Regions from separate parts of the Homo sapiens genome. Here region 2 is linked to region 1. The links are chromatin loops, found by intact Hi-C in ENCODE. Cell type or tissue: GM12878. All regions are shown on one strand. Links, peaks and the distances in the headings refer to the core of each region. The heading gives the core; the rest is flanking DNA.

The links. Peaks named below come from ENCODE experiments on the same cell type or tissue, not always from the same donor. Only the 100,000 strongest peaks of a DNase experiment are listed, where the experiment ranks them.
Region 2: it touches region 1 in a loop (2.5-fold over the local background); 42 of 110 quality-filtered maps call a loop at or near these places.

The regions. Positions count from the first base shown.
Region 1 is chr9:97,594,377-97,604,915 of GRCh38, forward strand. TMOD1 (tropomodulin 1) reads left to right here. Exons shown (of 10, transcript NM_003275.4): 10 at 5,258-7,367. The coding sequence ends at 5,322. It overlaps TSTD2 (thiosulfate sulfurtransferase like domain containing 2), which reads right to left. Exons shown (of 10, transcript NM_139246.5): 9 at 10,351-10,489; 10 at 5,704-8,391. The coding sequence ends at 8,093. Among named protein-coding and RNA genes, the nearest start is that of TSTD2, 34 kb to the right of the region's middle. RefSeq lists enhancers at 4,242-4,301, 4,372-4,441, 4,532-4,581. In GM12878, for the core only: a CTCF peak has its summit at 4,489 (motif pointing left); a DNase peak (open chromatin) is centred at 4,445; H3K4me3 peaks cover 328 bases.
Region 2 is chr9:97,499,565-97,507,564 of GRCh38, forward strand. It overlaps TMOD1 (tropomodulin 1), which reads left to right and starts at 2,102. Exons shown (of 10, transcript NM_003275.4): 1 at 2,102-2,239. RefSeq lists a silencer at 1,919-2,638, an enhancer at 4,025-4,169 and a cis regulatory region at 4,088-4,105. In GM12878, for the core only: CTCF peaks have their summits at 1,959 (motif pointing left), 3,000 and 3,792; a DNase peak (open chromatin) is centred at 1,649; H3K4me3 peaks cover 3,638 bases; H3K27ac peaks cover 3,623 bases.

The DNA of each region.
Region 1 (10,539 bases), core at 1,353-9,352:
ATTAATGCCGCAGTGAAGCAGACAGACTTCATGTTTTCCAACTGAATATTTGTATCGTAAAAGCCTCCTGCCAGCTCCTCCTCGGGACTGAGGCTGTTAGCAGGCCTGGCAGCAGGGAGCGCAGATTGGGAAGGGAGCAGGCCTCTCAGGCCTCCTGCTCATTCTCACCTGCCTCTGCTGGCTCTTTGCCCATGGCTGGGGCCTCTGCAGTACTTGGGCTCCTCCTTGGGGGACATTGAGTCCCCAAGGCTATGAGGACAGCGACTGGCTCTGCAGACAGGCGGTATGCCCAGGATGCATCCTGACCAGTGCGTCTTCGGTCCTCCCCACCCTGGGCACCAAGCTCTAAACAGAGCGTTCTGTGAGTGCAGGGTGCCAGGGAGGAGCCGAGCTGTGGATCCCATCTGCGTTTTCCCACAGCAATACCTCAGATGACTGTCATCTCCACACTATTTATAGCAAAGAGCCAGGCCAAGCATGGCACTTCAGGTCCTCTAAATCTGCCACTGCAGCTCTCTCCACTTAGCAAAATCTGAATTGCAGCCTGTGAGTTAAGACAGTTGTGTGGGTTGGGGTATCGTGTGGAGGGAGAGTAACATGTTTAAAAGCAGAAAACATCCCTTCCTGGGAGTCACCATTTTACAGTATTCTCAGGGAAGACCTTTGCAGCAAGCAGCCCAGACATAGCACACTGCAAAGCAATTTCTAAAAAAAATGTATTTTATTGTCAATTGACAATTTGTAATTGTATATATTTATGTGATACAAAGTGCTGTTATGATTTATGAATACAATGTGGAAAAATTAAATTAAGTGAATTAGCATATCATCACCTCAAATACTTTTTGTGGTGAGAACGTTTATTTTTTAGCAATTTTGAAATGTATAATACACTATTATTAGCTATATTCACCATGCTGTGTAACAGAGCTTTATAAAACACCTTATTCCTCTTGTCCAACTGAGATTTTTGTATCCTGTGGCCATTATCTCCCCATTCCCCACCCACAGCTTCTGTAATGACAGTTTTACTCCCTGCTTCTATGAGGTCAATTGTTTTAGATTCCACATATAATTTGTCTTTTTGTGGCTGGCTTATTTCACTTAGTATAATGTTCTCCAATTCCACTCATGTGGTTGCAAATGAACAAATTTCCTTTTTTTTTTTTTTTTTTTTAAAGAAAAGGCTGAATCGTACTCCATTGTGCATATATCCCCCAGTTTCTTTATCCATTCTTGTTGATAGACACTTAGGTTGATTCCTTATTTTGGGTATTGTGAATGATGCTGCAATGAACATGGAGTGAAACATCTTTTCAACTGATTTTAATATTTTGGGTAAATATCCAGAAGTGGGACTGCTGGATCCCAAATCAGTTTCATCATAGTCCCCCAAACCTATCTCAGAAAAGGCAGCCAGGTACGGTGGCTCACACCTGTAATCCCAGCACTTTGGGAGGCCGAGGCAGGCGGATCACCTGAGGTCAGGAGTTTGAGACCAGCCTGGCCAACATGGTGAAACCCTGTCTCTACTAAAAATACAAAAAATTAGCCGGGCATGGTGGCAGGCACCTGTAATCCCAGCTCCTTGGGAGGCTGAGGCAGGAGGATCGCTTGAACCCGGGAGGCAGAAATTGCAGTGAGCCAAGACCACACCATTGCACTTCAGTGTGGGCAACAAGAAAACTCCATCAAAAAAAAAAGAAGAAGAAAAAAAGAAAAGGCTACTCCTTTCCTCACAGCCACCCAAGCCAGAAATCTGGGCCTGTTCCTAGATGCTGCCTCCACCCCAGCCAGCCAGTCACCTCCTTGCCAATCCCAGTGTCCTGCCGTGTATGTTGAGCCCTCGTCACAGTTATCTCCTCCAACATCCTCAGGCCCCCAGCTCCTCCAGGGCAGGCACCCCTGGCACTCATCCCAAGTCTCCTTCCGAAGCTTGCCTTGTCACCCCTCCACTTAGAACCCTCACTTGCCTCCCATTGCTCTCAGTCAGGCCCCTTGAAATGACTCCCAAGTCTCTTAATAATAGCTGACTCTTACATGGCACTTACTGTGTGTTAGAGACTGTTCTGAATACTTCCCATCTCACTAGCTCATGTAGTCCTCCCCACAACCAGGTGAGACAGGTGCTATTGTTATCCACACTTTACAAGAAGGAAACAGAAGTCTAGGGAAGTAGGTAATTAACATTACCCACAATCCGTGGGCAGGACCGGGATTTGAATTGGCAATGTGGCTCCAGTGCCTGGGTGCTCCACATTGGGAGATGGTCCCATCAGGAGGTCGTCTCTTGACATCTCCAACAAGCCATCCCTTTGCCATGTTACTACCATTCCAGGTAGCCTGAGTGCCCCCAAGTGACCAAGGAAAAGCTTACCCTTAGAGGGTCTTTACTCCCAATGCCCCCCACCTTCCCATCCTCTACCTTTTTGTTGTTTAAAATTCAGCTGACCTGTTAGTTGCCACCTGGGAAGGTCTGACCACTTCATTCTTTATGCCTCTCATACCTCAGAGAGCTGCCAGGGCATCTCTAATACTTCATATTTCTCAAACAGTAGTTCTCAAACATTGTATATCTTGGTTCCTGTTATACTGTGTCTTTACTTCTGATTCTTGTGCTTGGCACACAGCACTCAGTACATGCTGCCGAATATTTAAATGAATAGAAAGTGCTTTCCAAAAACATGATGGAAATGTTCAAATTTGGCAAGAAGTGGCAGAGGAGTTCAAGCAGCAGATGGAGGTTGGTCCGGACGACTGGAGAGCCCTTCTGGCATTCACAATAAAAGGAGTCTCTGGCTCTTGCAATAAGCAGTGAAGAGTTTTTTAAAGAAAGTAAAGACCAGACAGAATTGAAGGAGGATATTGGGAGACCCAGCTTTTACTCCCAGTTTTGTGACTTATTCGTAACTTGGAATAAGTTACTTCCCTCTCCTGGTCTCAACTTCCTTCATCATTAAAAAGGGAAAAAAATAATACCTGAATAAATGGATGCCTTTCCCTTCTCTCCATCCAGTCCCTGAAAAAGCCAGTGCCAGGGGGCCGGGTGGGGTGGCTCACGCCTGTAATCCCAGCACTTTGGGAAGCCGAGGCAGGCAGATCATGAGGTCAGGAGATCAAGACCATCCTGGCCAACATGGTGAAACACTGTCTCTACTAAAAATACAAAAAATTAGCTGGGCATGGCAGTGCATGCCTGTAGTCCCAGCTACTTGGGAGGCTGAGGCAGGACAATTGCTTGAACTCGGGAGGCGGAGACTGCAGTGAGCCAAGATCGGGCCACTGCACTCCAGCCTGGCAACAGAGCAAGACTCCGTCTCAAAAAAAAAAAAAAAAAATAGGCAAGCCAGTGCCAGGGGAACCATGCACACACACACACAGATCCGGCCCAGTGGACACAATGAGGGCAAGTAATGGAAAATAACCCCCCCACCAAGCCATAGGGTCCTTTCTGTTCCCTCAACCATGGGCCAGGGACTTGGATTTCAGTCCTGGCTCTGCTGCCAGCTCTCAGGGACTGGGGCTCTTTTCTTCTGCAGGGAGAAGGAGCTAATCCTCCCTGTGAGAATCAGATGCGATATGGATATGGAAACCCTACCCACACAAGGCTCAAGTCTACTGAGGGAGGCACTGGACTGAGGCTCAAGATGAGTCAAAAGTCTTGGTTCTAGCTGGGTGCGGTGGCTCATGCCTGTAATCCCAGCACTTTGAGAGGCTGAGGCGTGGGGGATCACTTGAGGTCAGGAATTCGAGACCAGCCTAGCCAACATGGTGAACCCCCATCTCTACTAAAAACACAAAAATTAGCCGGGTGTGGCAGCGGGCACCTGTAATGCTAGCTACTCAGGAGGCTGAAGCAGGAGAATTGCTTGAACCTGGGAGGCGAGGTTGCAGTGGGCCAAGATTGCGCCACTGCACTCCAGTCTGTGTGACAGAGCGAAACTCCATCTCAAAAAAAAAAAAAAAAAAAAAAGGCTTGGTCCTGTCTGGTACTAGCTTTATTGCTTTAAGCAAGAAATATACCCTCTCTGCCATACTTTCCTCATCCATAAAATGGGAATGGTAACTAACATTCCAGCAGCGTTGGAGGGGCTCCGATGAGGCAATGAGGATGGCCCTGGTGGGCATGCCTGCACAGCTACTATGGAGATGCTTAAAAGTCTGGTTCATGTAAACTCTTTGGTCACGTTGAGCAAACCTCTTGTGCTCTTTGGGTTTTGGTTTTTGTCCCCTCACATCTACCCCCAAGAAGTTGGACATTCTGATCATCTAAGGAACTGGGCTGGCCCCACCTCCCTTGTGGGTCTGCTTTGTATGGCCAGTGTCATGCACAAGCTGATTTGGTTTTTGTTGCAGCTCGTATTCATCGATCTGGTGGCTGCAGGTCTACCGCCTCAGCTTGGGAACCTGAAGACATCTAAGTATAGACGGACTTTTTTTCCCTCCACCATAGCTTCCTGTCTCTGCCAACACCAGCAGGCCTCTCGACTGCCACCTACTGGCTCTACAGACTTCTTTGACCTTTCTCTTGTGGCTCATAGAGCTTGCTGCTTGGTCTTATCTGCAGACACTACAATTAATTTCAAAACACTCTCCCTTGTTACAACAAACAGAGCCCCTCCTGCCCCTCCCTGCATCCTCATCATCCTTTAAGCTAACGTCTCCAGCCTGCAACCTCCTGGCTAGTGCTTTCCTCTTCATGGCATTTAACTACTTTGTCACTTGAACAGTGTTGAGCATAACTGTCTTGCCCCCGGGGAAAATGGCAAGGTTAAACATAAGGGGATACAGATACTGCAGGGTAATCTTTCGGGTGGAAACTCTCGTTTATATAGGCAGGAGGTAGGCCAGGAGCTCCCAGACATAGCTGGGGGAAATGTTTCCACCTGGTTAAGACCCTAATCTCATTAAGAAGACTGACTAAACTTTTAACTCTTATCTGAACACCGGAGTAAAGATCTTCAACTGGAGCTTCTGTAAGCAAAGAAAATAGCCGACTTATAACGTGGGACTGTGTGGTCAGCCACTTAGCAGATATCTATGAATGAATCTCCACTACCACAGACCCTCATCAATGAACACTGACAGACTGGAGGGCTGTTGTACAACTCACACATACTGTCCTTTCAAAACAACAGACTTCAGACTCTGTTAACAAACCAATTAGTGCGAGGTTTCACAGTGCTTTCTCAGCAACAGTGCTGGCCCCTGGTCTACAGGGAAAAGTGCCTTATATCTTATCTCCATTCCTTTCCAGTGAGGAAGAGGAGGCTTGCGGACCTGACTGGGCCCATCATTCCCAAGTGCCGGAGTGGTGTCTAGTGTGTGGCGGTGGAGTCCATGCCTTTGAACTGGATGTGTTCTATTGATGACCTGTGCTCTGCAGGGGAAACCAGAAGGCAAAATGCTGGCAGCATGAAACCCTTTTGTGGTTCAGTTCTTTATGCACTAAGGTTTTAGGTTGACTAGTGGTTGTAGTTGAAAATTTTATAAAATACCGTTAATGTGAAGTTTTTCTTTAGTCACAGAAGTTGAATCTGGTTATTATTTAAAAACTAGAAGCCCCCAAACCAGCAGATCTTACTGAAGATGATGTTCCAGCAGCAGCGACTTAGCCCCAGGAGCCCAGTTTCAATGGCCTTGCTGTGTGGTGTTTCAAGTGCATTTAAAATGTGTGACACAGAAACGGCACACTCTTCCACATGCTTTTGAAGTATTATAAAACACTTTATTACAAATTTGTCTTAGCTATTAGCAAATAAAACTGATTATCATTCTTTATTAACCCTCCTTGGAATTTTGAAAACCTCGATTAAAGTTGCCAAATTGATTACTGGATCCAGAACACAATTTTCCCCTCAGAACAGATAGACAGACTGAAGCCACTGAACTCTGCCAGGAGTCAACATGAGATTCCTTTTGCTGGATATGCAGAAATGATAGGAAAAAAACCAATGGTGAAATTTCAAGTTTCAAAAACCAACCTTTCATTACCAATCCCAGGCAACAAACATGTCCCTGAGTGTTCTTTAAGAACATTTGGGATTTATGTACAATTTAATACTGGAGTTAGAACTTTTTCCTTATTGAATGCCAACCTTATGATGGATGTGAAAATCTACGGCCAAATACTTTTGAAAACACCTTTCTATATTGCACAGTGGGCAAATGGCTTATGTGAGGTAAGACACTAGAGGGATAAATTTCCAGATCAACATGGCTATGGTATTTAGTAATGGCCCAGCTTAGAGACTTCAGCTACTGATCTCATCACTTATTAGACAAATTGCTGCTGACCTTACGCCTGTATATTAAGCCTCCGCAGGATGCCGGACAATGGTGAAGAAACTCCAGATATCAAGGAATTGGGAAATCCTGGCCAAACCACCCCAAGATGATTACACTGAAATGTAGTATTAGTACTGCTGCCAGATCTCTTTTTAACATCATGTGCGTCTCTTGGGATCCAGCAAAAGTGTTAAGCCACAATGCCCTTGTGCCTTTTAATATACCACAGTGCCAGTTAAACTAATATTTTTGTTTGTTGCTTTTGGGAGTTATTTTCATTAGTGATTTCAGCAAATCTCATGATAAAGGACAAGGTCAAGAACTCCAGAGCACTGAGCAGAGAGGCTGGTGATGAAAAGGTGAAGGCCTGCGCACTGAACTGTAAGGCAGTGGGCAGTACAGGGTAACTGGAGGCGGGGCCAGGGCCTCAGCGCTATGGAAGAGTGTCCACTGAGGCTGCACATGGCCCAGGAGTGGCACCATGTTGCAGGGACAACCATCCCCATTTGGCTTCTCCTTAAAACACAATTGCAGCTGCATTCTGCATCGCTGAAAACTGCAATATAATATTAAATCTGTTGGTCTATGCATGGCTGCGTATGTGTTTCTTGGAACCTGTGTGACAGGGACATGTGCCTGGCACACTGGCCAGAAGACTGGGCAGCCACCATGGCAGTGCTGGATGACCTCAGTAAGAATGTGTCATGTATTCCAGGTGCTGATCTAAAAACTGTGGCTCAAATGTCACCGAGCTTATATGAAGCTCCCAGAGAGAACATTTAAAAGCTCAGAGAGTAAGTGCTGGGGAAAGCAGAGCTATCAGAGGAAATCTCTCATAGAAACGAAACCAAACCAACAGAAAATGAAGAAGGCCACATCTTTAAGGCCACCTCTGCCTCTATCAGATGAGCTGCTGGTCTAGATCAGGGGCTGGCAAACTTTTCTGTAAAAGGCCAGACAGTAAAAATTTCCGATTTTGCAGGCCACATAGTGTCTGTTGCAACTATTCAACTCTGCCATAGATCATGTGTAAAGGAATGGGTGTGGCTGTTCAATAAACTATACAGTTGACCCTTGAACAATATGGGTTTGAACTGCATGGCTGCACTTATATATGGATTTTTTTCAACCATACAGGTTGAAAATACAGTATTGGCAGGGGGCGAAACCTGCGTACATGGAGGGCTGATTTATCACATACGTGGGTTCTGTAGGGCCCACTGTGGGACTTGAGTATGCATTGGGTTTTTGTATACTCAGGCGTTCTGGAACTATCCTCCATGTATACCAAAGGATGGTTATTTCTACAAAAGCAGGAGGTAAGCCCAATGCACAGCTTGCAGATTCCCCTCAGGCGAGAGACAGAGGTTAAGGGTAGATGGCAGATGACCTAAGTGGCTTGTTTTAGGAGGCCACTCCCAGGGCCACAGCTTTCATGTGTTTGCCACCAGGGTAGAAGGTCTGCTGACAAGGGCAATGACTACTAACAGCCCCAGCTGCATGGAACAGAAAGGGCATATGCTGTGGCCACCAGGCTCAGGCTCTATCCCTCAGCAGCTTTGGGATCCCATGCAGCTCACCTATTTTCTGTGCTCTAGCATCATCCAAATCAGAATGTCTCAGGTAAGTGGTAGACAACGTGACTCCTCCCCTCCCGCTGTGAAGTGTAGACGGCTGCCACGGTGGCAGCGGCCAGAACTGAAGTTCCCGATTTCTCTGTTTCTGCAGTCTTGCCATGCTTTCTCTGTATAGTCACCCCAAACCTACTTTTACCGAGGGCCTGGGAAAATGCCAAAGGTGCTGCTCACATAAGCACTGGCCCATCCTCATCAGCATCAGGCCCTGGCTCTGGGCTCACAGGCTGTCGCACATGCTGCAAGAGTTCCCTAGGTATGCGTGGCCGTCGGGCTGTGCACTCGCATTCCTCTTTAAAGCTGTCTTGCATAGGGCCTGAAACTTTCCTGCTCCCCTTGTCTTGACATGTGACACAACAGGCTGTGAATCCTTGTCCTTGACAGGCAGGGCAGGTCAAAACGAGCTGGCGGCACTGGGGAGTAGAGCAGAGTTTATACTGGTCCCAGCGGGCTCCACAGTATGAACACTCTGGGGAGGAAGGAAAAGCCATCATTATAAACACATACATTCACACACACGTGGACAGGCATTGCTCCCTTTGCTGACTAGAATCTCGTAGATCCTGTGGAACCCGGGGAAGGTTTCCAAATAGTAAGTCTTCTGTCTTCTAGCAACAACAACTAACCACCACCCCCACCACCCAGCTTATTTTTTTGTGGGGGTGACTTCTGGTAACTGTCTGCTTCCAGTATTTACTGACTTTTTTTTTCTTTTTCCCATCTAGAGAACAGGTGGTAACTAGATGGTAATGAAAGTTTCTCTCTCTCACCAGCTATTCCAAAGCTGGCCAACTACCTCCCAACCCCCTTGTTAAGTGGTCTTTTCCTCTTTGATTGTTCCCTTTTCCAGGGGGGACAACACACCTAAATACAGGCGATAACCCACCTACAGTGAACATGCGCAGTCCACACCCCTCTCCCCGAGGCCTGTGTCTCTCCTGCTGTTGCTAGGGCACTTGACCATCTGATTCCTAAAACTCACACCATCTTCTTCACCTGTTTTTCCCTGATGACCTCCTGTTACTATTGATAACATCATTCTTCCTCACTTTTCCTTACCTTGCTTATCTAAGCTACCTCTGAGCCTTCCCTCTCTCCTTCATACTCACACGCAGGTACCCATCGAGTCCAGCCAATATAACCTCTGTAAAATCAAATCTACTCTTTCTACTTGTTTAGAATTTATACTCCATCTAGCTCCAAAACAGATCGAAGTAGTGATCAATAAGAGACAACTCAAAACCACTAAAATGAAAATAAGACCAAGAAAGTAGGAGAGGACAATCAAACGCAAATCTTACTCAAATGTGCATGCCACCTGGGTCCACAGAGAGCTATGAGTTCCTAAAATCATGTGTGCTACGGATTTACTTGGTAGTCTGGTGAAGACTATAGATCCTGGCCTAGAAAAACTTTTTTGAGACAGGGTCTTGCTGTGTCACCCAGGCTGGAGTACAGTGGCATGATTTAAACTCACTGCAACCTCAACCTCCCGGGCTCAAGCAATCCTCCTGCCTCAGCCTCCTGAGTATCTGGTACACACCACCATGCTCAGCTAATTTAAAAAAGTTTTTGTAGAGACATAGTGAGCTATGTTGCCCAGACTGGTCTCAAACTCCAGGGCTCAAGTGATCCTCCTACCTTGGCCTCCAAAAGTGATGGGATTACAGGCATGAGCCTCTGTGCCTGACCTAGAAAAATATTTTTAAATGCATAAAATATGTAAGATTACAAAGGAAACCAACTATACAGAAATACAAAATATCAAAGTCTTTTTCAAAATCTGTAATATATAATAAGACGTGCCATTTATTAACACATTATATATCAACTCTTAGTGGTGGGCCTAATAACTATTTTCATTTTGAAGCAGTGATGAGTATAAATACTATTTTGAGATATCTGAGGCAACTAGAACATGATATGAAAGTATTGTGAATCCTACTGAAGACAAAGTCACAGGTACATTAATACAACTGGTACTTTGTTGCCTACATTCATAACTAAAGGAAATGCTTCATTTTAGTGAGGTGTTATTGAAAACAAAGATACAATTATTTTTCCATCCAAATTCACAGAATCCCTGAAATCTATGTACCAATTCCAGGTTAAGAGCCCTGAATTAGCCCAGTAGTACAGCTCTTGGCAGGTAGACAGGCAGGCAGGGCAGGTGAGATGATCCCCATGTTAATGGGCTTGTCCAGCTAGCAATGGTGAAGCCAGGATCCCAACCCAGGCCTCCTGACTCCTGGGCTAGGGTTCTCTCAGCTCCACAGCTGGGAAAATGGTGGCACAATGTACTTATTTTCCCTGCTTATTCAGTGCTCAGTAATGAGCACTGGCCTGTCTTCCCTGTGTCATTTTTCTAGAATAGTGAACTGACAATGTGCTTCATTTCAGTTTGGGCTCTGAGCCTGTGCTGACCTACCTGACACCACATCACTGTTGTAGGACAGAGCATAGCGTTCATCAAAAACAAACAACTTCCCTTTGTAAAAGCCATCAGGAAACTCTTCCAGGTACTTGTGGATGCCACCCTTGAGCTGGAACACCTCCTTGCACACTCCCTAGGTGTGGAAAAACAACAGGAAATCTGAAGAGCCAGCAGAGACCTGTT
Region 2 (8,000 bases), core at 1-8,000, 96 kb before region 1:
GGTGGCTCATGCCTGTAATCCCAGCACTTTGAGGGGCTGATGTGGGGGTTAAGGGGTTGGCTTGAGCCCAGGAGGTTGAGGCTGCAATGAGCCGTGATCACACCACTTTACTCCAGCCTGGCCAACAAAGCGCAAGACTCTATCTCAAAAACAAAAACAAAAACAAACAAACAAAAAACCTAAACATGAAAGGCTAAGGTGGGAAGATAACATAGGAAGATAACTTTATAACCCAGGAACAGGAAAGAGTTCTTAAACAGGACACAGAGTGCTGCCAATAAGGGAAAAGATTGCCAGACTGTATTTAAGAACACCTGTTTATCAAAATACGTTAATAAGGTGAAAAGGCAAAAGAGTGGAATATAACTGAGGATACACACACCATTGAATCTATTCAATACACAGGACTATCCAGAAGAAAAATGGACAATAAATCTGAACAATTCACAAAACAAATCCAACTGGCCAATAAATATGAAGTGATACTCAACACATTAGGATATAGGGAAATGCAAGTTTGAACCTCAATGAGATACCATTACTCACATATCAGAATTTCTAAAGTGTTTCAATTTTTGTAACTTCAAGTGTTGTTGAAGATGGGAAACTGCACTGTACAATGGTACTATAACTTTGGAAGAGTTCAGGCTTATCTCTGCCGAAGTTGAGGTTAGGCTTTCTCTATCACCCAGCACTTCCAACAGCAGGCTGTGCGCGTGGACAGGAGGATTCTGGCAAGGAATGTTCGCAGCAGCACTATTTGTAATAGCTAAAACCTGGAAACAACCTAAATGCCCATTAATAGTCAAATGGATTTTTTTTTAAACTGTGGCATATTCATACAGTGAAAAACTACAGCTGCATAAAACCACAGATTAACAACAGATTTGAACAAATGAAGACATACTACAGAGGGAAGAAAAAAAACAAGGACATGATCACCGTAAGGGTCAAGAAAGTGATCATCTTTAGAAGGGAGTTGGGACCCAGGAGGGACAGGTTGGCTTCTGGGCTGTAGGCAATGTTCTCTGAGTGACTGGTTGCACAGGTGTTCACGTTGTAAAAAGTCATGAAGCTGCACATTTATTTTGTTTACACATACAACATAACTTATGTTGTATGTTCTTATATGTTCGATTCACAACAAAAATGTTTTAAAATAATCTGAAATATTAGATCACTGCTTATTTTTAAATGTATGGCATATACCCCTTGAAAAGAGCGTTCTCATTGTGAGGACTTTAGAGAAATTCATTTTCTTGAGAAACAAAATTTGGTTAATGAGTGTTTCTCATTAATAATCTATACATCAGGATTAAGAGCTGATTTTATTAAGGTCTACCCTACCAAAAGCTTTCCCATAATAATCCAAAATAAGACGTTTTCCTATTTCTATATAAATTCCTTTGCATGAGACATTTGTTTATTAAAACACTTAAAATTGTATTTGGAATAAACCACCTAAAGTGGTTTGTTCTGAAAAAAAAAAAAAAAAAAAAAAGCCTTTTAAGAACTTGGGTCTTTTTGTTGTGGTCATTTAAAATCAGTATTTTAGACACTCCACTCGCTCTCAGTGTAGAGAGAATGTATTCGATTGCGTGTTGGAACTACGTGTAGACAAAACGATCGCGGTTAAAGCTTGCGGCTCAGAGCCCACCTGGCCGCGCTGCTGGGAAACGGACGGAGCGGCGCTTCAATCAGAGGTGAAGGTGCAGCAGCTGCTTAGCTGGCTTTGGTCCATCACTTCTGGGGACTTCAGATTCTCAAAATCTTAAATTCTAAACCCCACAGGAATGCAAATCTGCCCACCTTTTCCCACATAACTCTACCGTCGCTCAAACTCTTCCTGGTACCAGCGGGGAAGCGGAGGAGACCCAGGCAGGGGCCCGCGCTCGCTCGGCTGCAGCCCGACTCCCCTGCGCTCCCGGCCCAGGGCCGCGTCCCGACGGGGAAGTGCGCTGCGCCCGGGCGCCCCCGAGTGGAGGGGGGGGGAAGGAGGGAGCCGGCGGCGGGCGGGGCGGGGCGCGGTGACAGCCGAGCCGGGCCCGCCCCTGGCTCCCACCCCCGAGCCCACAGCTCCCGCCCGCCCGCGGCCGCCCGGGAGCTCGTCCAGCCCCGCGCTGCGCTCGCCCGCCCGCTGCCCGCCGGAGCACCGCGGCCTCCGCCCGCGTCCATCTGCCCGCCGCCCGCGCCTGTTCCGCAGCCCGCGTCCGCGCCGGCCCCACAGCTCTGCGTCCGGGTAAGCCCCCACCCCGCCTGGGGTCCCCCTCGCGCTCGCGGGGCTCCCTGCCCCCGCTCCGGGGCCTCAGCCATATCTGGGCAAAATATTCAGCTGTCGCCGCCGCCGCCAAGAGGGACTGAGCGTGGCTCCCTCTATAAATAGCTGCCGCCTCGGGTTGCCTCTGGGGCTAGGGAGCCCGGGTCTCGGGGTTCCGAGCCCAGCGCTCCCGTCCCCGCCTCCCCGCGCGCGCAGCCCTGGCCAGGGCGCCCTCCGCTCTGGACCTCCGCACCGCGTCTGTGAACGCGAGAAGGACCCGGGGTTCTGGAGGAGACGGCGCCCCGGGCTGGGGTCCTGGCGGAGGGGCGCCCCCGCCACCCGCAGGACTCCAGCGCGGCGGGGCTCTGAGCCCGCGGGGTGCTCAGCTGGGTACAGGTGCCAGCCGGAGCTGGGCTCGGGGGCGCGGCCTCTTCTCCGCCTGCAAGAGTCTGGGGGTGGGAGTGGGGGAGTAAAGGCTCGACTGGACGTGGATCCCAGGTTCGCGCTGAGAGTGTTTGGGGCAGGTGAAGTTTCCCAAACTGGGAGAGACAAGGTTTAAAGCACCACGACACGCGCTACGCGGCCAAGTGGAGCTGGAAAGAGCTTGGAGGCGGGAGCCCCAGGTTGTCGCCGGCTCTCGGCATGGCCTTGGCAATCCCCCTCTTGTTTCTGGATCTCAGTCTCCCATTTGTAGGGGCGAGGTTTGGTAGCCGCGATGGAGCTGGGAGCCCAAGCCCTGAGAGCTGCAGGGCGCGCTCTTGGCCGCCTGCGCTCCCCACACCTGTTCACCCTCTCCGGGCCTGGGACGCTGGGGTCCCAGCCGCGCACATGCGGAGACGCTGCAGAAATCGGAGACTGACTGCCCCAGACTCGATCGTATCCTGGGACTCACTAAGGCCGTCGGATATCCTAAGCCGTACAACCCTAGGAAGTGCACTTTTGGGGTGCCTATGGGCATCTCTCTGCTCCGTAGCCGGCAAAGCAGCCTGTGAGCCACGCAGCTTCAGATGCGATGAGCTGGGCAGGGGCAGTGGTTCCAGTACAGCCGCTCCCTGGCCACAGTTTCCCGGTCTATATCGGGCCTATGATGCGTCCTCCAACCTGCGCAGCGCCGCCCCCTCCTACACCCTTCACCCACCGCTACTATTACAGACCCTGTCTCCAGCCCTCGCCCTATGCCCTCAGACTCTCGGAGACGACCTGGCCCAAGCTCCTCCGTGTCTGAATCGCAGAACCAGACCCTGAACCCAGGTGCTGGGCCCTCAGCGTGAGAACCCCTAGGGCCCCCACCCCATCTTTCTTCCAGAGGTGACTGCCATTTTGTCCTCTGTGCAGGGCCGCAGAGCCCCCTGCTCAAGGTCACACAGGGCCGGTCACGCCAGAAGTTCTGCAGTCTCCCAGCCTTTCCCATCTCTTTCCGCACCCTTCCCACTGCTCAGGCAGGTCCGGGAGCTCTGGGAGCACCCGATCAATGCCCCCTCTTCTTGAATCTGCTGCTGTTCTGGACTTTACCTTGTCTGGACAATAGCGCCCTCATCCTGAAGTTTCCTTTTTGCTTCTACTTTACTTTCTGTTATGTGTTTTTTTCTAAAGCCATCTCAAAGACTTACAGAAAAAAGAATTAACGGGAAATGGAGTCAGATAATAAAGTTTCCATCAGTTAGAGCCACACAACCAACAGGCAGAGTGAAAACAAGAATACTGTCACTTTGGTGTATTATCTTTAATGAGCTAGTCTTACAAACCCGTGTTTTAGAGAGTCATTGACCCTTGAGTTTCTCCCAGCCTAAGATGAAAGCCAGTGTCCTCTAAAAATAGCCTCCGCCCCACCTTATCAGGGTCTCACACCTTCTCCCTCCTTCAGGGTAGGGCGTTTTCTTGCAGCTCAGCAAAAACAGAAAACACAAAGTAGGTGTGGCAGCTCTGAGCAATGGGAGGTGGACTGGCCTGGAGGTTAGGATATCTGGCTCCAGCCCCAACTCTGCCACCCACTCAGAGGAACCTTGAGCAATGAGGGGGCAGACAAGGTGGTCTCTAGTGGACCTGGAGTGGAGAGGGCTTAGAGTCTTCCTTGGAAGCCTTTCTAGCATGACCCATCCTGTAAGGAGGAGCTGGGGAAGGAGTGAGAGACAGTGGCTTTCCCAGGTGCCAAGGGAGGACAGAGGTGGGCAGTGTCACTTGCTGTGGAGAGACAGGAGTAGGGGGATGAGGACTGGGAAAAGACCATCAGGATTGGCAGGGATCATGAGTGACTTAGACCAGGGTATTGCAGCAGGCTCAAAAAATGAGATCTGCCAGTGACCCAGCCTGTCTGAGCCTCGTTTTCTCCTCATACAATGGAGACAACAATAGCCCCATTTCATAGGGGCTGCTTGTGAGAATTAAGTGAGATGATTCAGGGCAAGCCCTCAGCCCAGAGCCTGATATTGCAATGATAGTATTCGTTGTGGTGAGGGGGAAAGGCAGGAGCTAACAGGAGCTGAAGAAGTTCTCCACTTCTTCAGGCTGTAGGCTGAAGAAGGCTCTCAACAGAGCCAGCAACTCTTTCTAAAAGCTTGGATGAGAAAGGAAGGGAGAGGGAAGGTAGCAGGAACTGAGGACAAGGAACAGAAGGGAGGCAGGCATTCTAGGATAAAGAGTATGGCAAGTAGTGAGAAGAACCCAGGAGAGGGGAGAGAGTTAAAGGGGAATCTAAAAGGTGTGCCCATAATGAGGATTGGGGACCTTCCTTAGTGACTTGCAGAATGTCACAGACTCTGCAGGTGGCCTTCATCCCCTGGAATGAGCAAAAAAAGGTAAAACGAAGCAGATCCTGGCTCAGACCCCTATGTCTCTGGCAGACCAGTATCTGCGATGGAGGATGGTGATGGGCTGTGAAGAGTGTTTTGACCCTGCTCTGGGGCCTCATAACCTTGGCTTATTTATTTCTGAAATGACATCATCTATCGATGACTCCTGCTGAGCCCGGTCGTAATGGCCTTTTCCAGTCAATGTTTTGACTTTTCAGTCTTACTAATGGACCAGCCAGGCTGCCAACATTTCTAAAGAGGCCAGTTTACTTTTCCCTTAAAGCCAGAACACCAGATAAATCAATTATTGGGCTGCTAGGAGCCATTATCAGTTTAAAACCACAGGCCTGTTTCTATGGAAAAGCATGAACCAGATAGCACAATTCCGGGCCATTTCCTCTCTTTTGTTTTGTTTTGTAAAATCTTCCTTTGGCTAATCATGATAGAACCTAATTCTCTTTGCTCTTAATGAGAGAATGAGCTCATTGGAGTCAACTTAGGACACGGTCTGGGAGGTTTTCTTTCGTGTTAGGTGTTGCTGGGTTTTTGTCTGATCTGAAAAACTAAACAAACTCAAGCATGCCTTTTGTTTCTCCTTCTCTTATGTCCTTTTGGTTTTCTTTCAGAGAAAAAAATGATTTGTGAAAGGGTTGGACATTACCATCTGTGAGGAGGAAAGAGGGAGGGAGAGGGAGACAAGGGCTTGCGTCCGTCCACGCATGTCCATCCCTGTCTCAGTTCATGTTCTCAGGGGCCCCAGCCTCAGGCCCCACTCACTCTGGGGCTTCAAGGGTGGTGACCCCAGGGCCGTTTCTAGCGATGATTCTGGAGGGTGATGAGTTGTGACCACTGCGTTGTTGCTCTCCATGCCCAAAGGAATGAAGGAAAGCAGAACTGCCTCTGGGCATCCTTCAGCCTCCTTCATAGACTCATCGCTGCTGCCCATCGCTTTGCTGTTGGTGCCTTGGTGCCACTCCTACCCCTATTCTCTTTCCACCGCACACTCTCACAGTCTCATTCACTCCCACGACTCCAGTCACCTCCCAACTCCCTAATTCTTGCATCAAGCTGGACTGTGCTCCTCATCTATAGACATCTCTGCCTCCTGATTCCTTTCTCTTCACCACCCCATTCATTTGCCCACCAAGTCCTGTCAATGCTACCTTCCTTAATTTCTCTTACATCCATTTCTATCGCCACATCCAGTACCCCAGTAAGGACTTCCTCTCTCCCCTAAGCTGCTCTCAGAGCCTCTTAAAGGTATTTCTGCCTCAAGTCATTCCTTCTTCCATGCTGCTCTTAAAAGATCTTCACCTGCGTCAATTGTCTCCCTTCAGGGACTCCCCATTTCCTAAGGGATAAAGACCAGATTCATTAGCCTCTAAGACCGGGCCTCAAGCTACTTCTCCAAAATCATCTCTAGGCACTCCTCCAAATTCTCTTTACCTTCTGGCCATGGCAAAAGCATGCTGTGCCTTCATGCCTCCCTGCCTTTCCCCTGCTGTTCTTTCGGCCTTCAGTGCTGTTCTCCCTCTTCTCAGTCTGTGAACTTGTAATCACCCTTAAAAGCAAAGTTCTTCATTGATTTACCTGTACCCCCACAGCCCCCTGTGCCAACTCAGAGCACCAGCCAGAGTGTGTTCTAAATGGAACCACCCAATGATGTATCTCTGTCTCTGGCTAGACTAAAAGCTCCCTGAGGACGAGGTTTCTGACTCATTTATTTCTGCTTCCCCATGTGCAGCTCAGAGCTTAATGTGTGACATAGTACAGGCACTTCAGGTTTTAATAAATGGCTGACCACCGAATGAATGAATGAATGCATGAAATAAATGAATGAAGGCTCTGTGATAACCAGGACAGTCACACAACACCAACCAGCATTTACAGCATGTTCTCCTACCCGACCAAATCATCAGCTCTATGAGGGCAGAGACCACACCTATTCTGCTCCCCACTGCCAGCTCTCCAGCTCCTATCAGCCCCATCATGATACGTAGCTAGTGTGAATCCAAGAGCTCATTTGAAATTCACAGTAACCCCATGAGGGAGGAACAGCAAGTATTGTTACCTACCTTTTGTAATGGGACAGTGAACCCTAGTAGGAATTGTCCCAGGTCATCCAATTCCAGAAAACTGAAGTGCTCTCCAGGGTTTGACAAACTTGAGAAATGAGTCTTCTTGTTTTATATCCGTGCTTCTCTAACTTTAATGTGCATTGAAATTACTTGGGATCTTTTCAGAAATGCAGATTCTGGTTCAGTAGGTATGAGATGGGGCTTGAGAGTCTGAGTTTCTAAAAAGCTCCTTGCTTCTAATAAGCTCTAATAAGTTGATTAGAAAATAAACTTAATAATTCCTAATAAGCTCTAATAAACATCTAGTCAGGTGGTGTTGACTAGTATCTACAAACCACCACATTTTGAACACCAAGGTGAGTGCTAGTTACCACAAAGCTTCCTCCTGGCCATTGCATTAAGATAGTGGATTTTTAAATCTACAAATGAATTCATTTGTGCCTTGGATCAAAATCAAGGGCTCTTTCTGGTCAGCAAACTTCTTGCAAGTTTGGATCTATGAGCACAAGATGGGTGCCTGGGCAGTGCTGGGATGGGAACCTGAGACACCTGAGACCCTGAGACATCAAAACCACTCAGAAGTGTGCAAAGTGAAGGTAAGAGAGAGGGAGACGTGAGGACAGACTTCCTCCATGCAAACCAAGAGAGATTTAAAAATTCAGAATGGATAGCAACATTGCACGCATTTGCTTATTATGGTTTTACATTGTATTCCACTTACAGCATTAAAAAGGCTTGAGATGGCTTAAAAAATAAACTACATGACCAATGCAACTAGTAAGAACAGAAATTCTAGAAAGACAGGCAGAAACCCTGAAGATTAAGATCACGAAACTCCTGGAGAATCTGATTAGAGCTTATGAATTCTTGCTCCAC